Linked DNA regions of Homo sapiens: region 1 is linked to region 2. A link is an interaction called in ENCODE POLR2A ChIA-PET data of the cell type or tissue named here. Cell type or tissue: K562. All regions are shown on one strand. Region 1 has its middle 21 kb from the start of BOLA3. Region 2 overlaps MTHFD2 (methylenetetrahydrofolate dehydrogenase (NADP+ dependent) 2, methenyltetrahydrofolate cyclohydrolase).

Region 1 (2,500 bases), 79 kb before region 2:
CCCAGGCTGGTCTCAAACCCCTAGCCTCAAGCAATCCTCTTGCCTCAGCCCCCTAAAGTGTTGGGATTACAGGCATGAGCCACCATGCCCAGCTGAATGTTATACTTTGTAGCTCAGTAAATTGAACTATGCTAGTTTGTTAAATTTTACCATTATTCACTTAGAGAAAATCACAAACAAAATTTAAAATCTCAATTTTCTTTGAGGCAAGGGTCTTGCTATATTGTCCAGGCTGGTCTTGAACTTGTGGCTCAGGTGATCCAACCACCTCAGCCTCTGAGTAGCTGGGATTCTCACCCTTTTTGAGTACAGAAGTAAATAAGTACTTGCACTAAAATTTTGTATTTTTTCTTAAACATGGTTAAGATTATTGTTTTCATCATAATTAACCTATCATGTCTATTTGATCCCATAGAGCCAATTGAAATCTGGAGAAATTTGGTCAGTTAACCTGTTGGTTTTTATATATGGCACCAACTGATCTCTACCAGATTGACACAGTAGATCAGCTGTTTTAATGCTGAAAAGAGAAGCTTATATAAATACAGTGCACATCTATTAATGCTTCTCACGTCTGTAGTTCTGTTTCAGGCAGAGGTTTTTTGGCATAGGACCTGTATTCAGCTCACACTTTCCTAGGCTGGCTATGAGTAGAATGCCTCGTGGCAGTAGCTACACTCATACATAGGCATTGATCTTAGATCTGTGTAGAGTTTTAAATCATTGGCATCTTTTAGGCCTAAATTTTATATTTGCTGGATTTTTTTTTTTTTTTTTTTTGAGATGGAGTCTTGCTCTGTCACCCAGGCTGGAGTGCAGTGGTGCATCTCTGCTCACTGCAAGCTCCGCCTCCCGGGTTCACACCATTCTCCTGCCTCAGTGTCCCACGTAGCTGGGACTACAGGCACCCGCCACCACTCCCGGCTAATTTTTTGTATTTTTTCAGTAGAGACGGGGTTTCATCGTGTTAGCCAGCATGGTCTCAATCTCCTGACCTCATGATCCACCTGCCTCGGCCTCCCAAAGTGCTGGGATTACAGGCGTGAGCCACCACACCCAGCCTGGAATTTTTTTAAAGCAGTAAATGTAAACGCTAACTTTAGAAAATATTAATAATATGATTAATTTTAGCCAGAATAAAATAATTTGCCATCTTTATAGAAATCTGGCCACGTAGGAATTAGCATTCTTAAAATTGGCACTGAAGCCAGAAGATGGATAGTGAAATTGGTCACATGCATAGACAGCTACCAAGTCCAGTGTTTAATGGTGCCCAGTGAAGAGGATTGAAGCACACACCAGAGAAGCAGCTGTAACTGGGTCAGAAGAAAAGTGTCAGGCTGAGACTTAGTTTTAGGTAGAAAAATGAGCTGCTTGCCTCTACATTCATTATTGGCTCATCTCATAAACTCAAATGAGGGGATCAGAAGCTGGCAGAAGGGACGGACTCATGCTTGTTGATCCGGATGACCTCTGTTTCAAGGTTCCAGCAATGAGTTAGCTTACATTTTACAAGGTCTCCCAAAGTGAAATGTAGTAGTCTTTACTTAGTGACAGACTAATTTACAACTATGTAATTCTTTTAAGTTTGTAATTAAAATTTCTTCTGAATTATTAATGGCTTTATTGACATGATGTTAATAAAGCCTCTCATCTTGCTGTTAAGTATTGTAGTGAGAAAATCAGCTGACCTGGAAACCATGGGGATTGGTTCTAATGAGCCATAAATGCTTCCCCTCTTCCTTCAGCACTAGTAGACTACCAGCTTTAGGCATTTAACCAAACGAATTGGAGACAGAAAATATTAAAATCCAGCCATCCTATATCAGATGATGAACTCATTTCCAGACTAACTACCCAAGAAAGCAAGTTAAACACTGTAAAAGCCTAAAACGGGGCAAGTTGGGATTAGCTTTTAAAATGCCTGCCTTGAAAAACACATTATTCTGTGAGGTTTTTTTTTTTTCTTTAAAGTTGTGCAAATTTGATTCGGAAAAATAGCTTAATAGGTTTGTATAGGGCACGGGAGAAGGGGTTGTGTGCATAAATGTATGATGATTATTTTAAGTGTGTGCTTCAGCAGCGACAACAAACAGATGAAGATACGTGATACTGACTAAACAGGCAAGAGTATTTTCTAGTCTCAGTTCTTCTAGTCAATGCCTAAAGTATTAGAAAAAGTACTGAAACAATTCCCAAAGCATCAGGAATTTCCATTTCTAGTCAAAATATTGTTTGTTTTCTTCCAACAGTTCTGTTAAATAAAAGGAAAAGTTATAAAGTTTTAGAGATATATTTAATGTCACAGGTTAATAATGTGTGTATAGAAGCCTTCTCTAACCTTGTTTGTAAATCTACCAAACCTCACCTCAAACAGTGTTCTCCTTAAACCCATCCTTTTTGTGCAAAGCTACTGCTTCCTGATGTCCATAACTCAAGGCATTTTTTTTTTCGCTTGGTGTAGTTTCTGAAATGTGATTATTTAATGTTTGCCAAGATG
Region 2 (2,500 bases):
TTTGACCTGTCCAGTATGTTGTTTGTTTGTTTGTTTATTTTTGAGACGGAGTCTAGCTCTGTCACCGAGGCTGGAGTGCAGTGGCACAATCTCAGCTCACCGCAACCTCTGCCTCCTGGTTTCAAGTGATTCTCCTGCCTCAGCCACCTGAGTAGCTGGGATTACAGGAGCCCACCACTACGCCCAGCTAATTTTTGTATTTTTAGTAGAGACAGGGTTTCATGTGTTGGCCAGGCTGGTCTCGAACTCCTTACCTTGTGATCTGCCCTCCTCGGCCTCCCAAAGTGCTGGGATTACAAACGTGAGCCATCGTGCCCGGCCTATATTGTTTGTTTATTCAACTACAGAATATAATTTATCGATTTAAACCACCATAAAAATGAAGTCAGTTGACTGGGAAATGATTTGAAATACATGCCTGGCTGCTAACAACAGGGACAAAACACGAACTACAAATGGCATATAAGCAGATAAGAAAAACTATTTAACCTCATGGTGAGGGGTCAAACAATTGCAAATTAAAACTGTAAAACACTTAGTAATGATCAGGGCGCAGGGTGGTGTAGCAGTTAAGAGCCCAGACTGATGTGAGACTCAGCTTGACCAAGCGCTGTCAGTCACTTAAACTCCCTGAGCTTCAAATTAATGATAATAATGATTTCTATCAACTTTATCCCCCTCCATATGTAGCTGGATATATTCATTCATTTATTTATTTATTTAGCAGAGACAGGGTTTTGCCATGTTGCCCAGGCCAGTCTCAAACTCCTGGGCTCAAGCCATCCTCCTGCCCCGGCCTCCCGAAGTGCTGGGATTACAGGCATAAGCCACTACACCTGGCAGAGTTTTAGTTTTTATAAAAATTCAAGTTATTTGGTTTTGTGACTCTGTTGCCTTCTGCAGAAATGAAGCTGTTGTCATTTCTGGAAGGAAACTGGCCCAGCAGATCAAGCAGGAAGTGCGGCAGGAGGTAGAAGAGTGGGTGGCCTCAGGCAACAAACGGCCACACCTGAGTGTGATCCTGGTTGGCGAGAATCCTGCAAGTCACTCCTATGTCCTCAACAAAACCAGGGCAGCTGCAGTTGTGGGTATGTGTCCTTCTGAGACCTCGACTGCGGTTCAGTTGAGGTTTATATGAGGCAAAGTCCATTCTAATTTATGATTTCTTTTTTCTGATTAGGAAACCCAAGCAGAGGAGGCTAATGTGATTGAACTGTATCCCAAAACTTTGTCATAGGAAATCAGACTATATCTTTCGGGGTTTATACAGTAGGACAGGAGATACTGGTTGGTATTCTCTGTGGCTTCTGGAAAGAATATAAGCTACATTCTGTTCTTAGTCTTTATATTTGATAGGTGACCCTGAATGCATTTTACATTTGCTTTCCTTGAGCAATAATGGGTCTCCAGTGGAGGTGTTTGAGTGTTTGCAGCTTAAAGCCTTAGAGGCTTAGGGGGCATGATTGAGCAATACAGTATTAGGTGACCTCAGTGATGAGGTCAGGAACACAGTCGTAGATTTGAAGGAAATGACTCTGACTTCTGGGAAATAGCTTTCAAGTTCTTCACCGATTGGTTCTAAAGCCAAACATGCAGTTTAGAAGCAGTTCAGGTCTGGATGATGGGGTTTGTGTTCTAGGTCTCACGGTACCACAGATTACTGTGTCTCTGTGGACAAGAGGTGGGTGGGCAGGCTCAGATATGCCTCTGCCTGCCCATCTGTGGGCCTGTGGTCTGAGCAGCAGGTGGCCTTTCCTTCGAAGGGCTGTGAAACCACTCGCGTGGCTGGGTGGGGTTACTGGCCTGTAAGCCTGTGGTTTTCTCTGTTCTTTATTATTGAGGAGTGAGGCCTCCTGCTCTTTTAATTGAAAGCCTTTAGAAACCTCTAGATAATGGCAAGCCATGGCATTTTGTTTTGTTTTTTGAGACGGCATTTCGCTCTTGTTGCCCAGGCTGGAGTGCAACGGCGTGATCTCGGCTCTCCGCAACCTCCGCCTCCCGGGTTCAAGTAATTCTCCTGCCTCAGCCTACCGAGTAGCTGGGATTATAGGCATGGGCCACCATGCCTGGCGAATTTTGTATTTTTAGTAGAGATGGGGTTTCTCCATGTTGGTCAGGCTGGTGTCGAACTCCCGACCTTAGGTGATCCACCTGCCTCAGGTGATCTGCGCCTGCCTCAGCCTCCCAAAGTGCTGGGATTACAGGCGTGAGCCACTGTGCCTGGCCAAGCCATGGCATTTTAAGACATTGGGAGGTAGTGTGGTGCAGAAAAAAAGAACATGGATTTTGGAACCAGAAAGACTGGCTGTATTATTAGCTCGCTTATTTATTTATTTATTTATTTAGAGACGGAGTCTCGCTCTGTTGCGCAGGCTGGAATGCAGTGGTGCGATCTCAGCTCACTGCAACCCCCGCCTCCCAGGTTCAAGCGATTCTCCTGCCTCAGCCTCCCAAGTAGCTGGGACTACAGGCGCGTTCCACCAAGCCTGGCTAATTTTTT

What was found. Peaks named below come from ENCODE experiments on the same cell type or tissue, not always from the same donor. Only the 100,000 strongest peaks of a DNase experiment are listed, where the experiment ranks them.
Region 1: POLR2A ChIA-PET joins it to region 2 with 5 read pairs; 16 of 35 experiments call an interaction of 5 or more read pairs at or near these places.

Annotation. Positions count from the first base shown.
Region 1 is chr2:74,125,741-74,128,240 of GRCh38, forward strand. It overlaps a transcript of TET3 not described here. Among named protein-coding and RNA genes, the nearest start is that of BOLA3, 21 kb to the right of the region's middle. In K562, no CTCF peak of the experiment used is centred here; no DNase peak of the experiment used is centred here.
Region 2 is chr2:74,204,802-74,207,301 of GRCh38, forward strand. MTHFD2 (methylenetetrahydrofolate dehydrogenase (NADP+ dependent) 2, methenyltetrahydrofolate cyclohydrolase) reads left to right here. Exons shown (of 8, transcript NM_006636.4): 2 at 904-1,088. Among named protein-coding and RNA genes, the nearest start is that of MTHFD2, 7.4 kb to the left of the region's middle. RefSeq lists enhancers at 1,457-2,036, 1,567-1,666. In K562, no CTCF peak of the experiment used is centred here; a DNase peak (open chromatin) is centred at 1,550.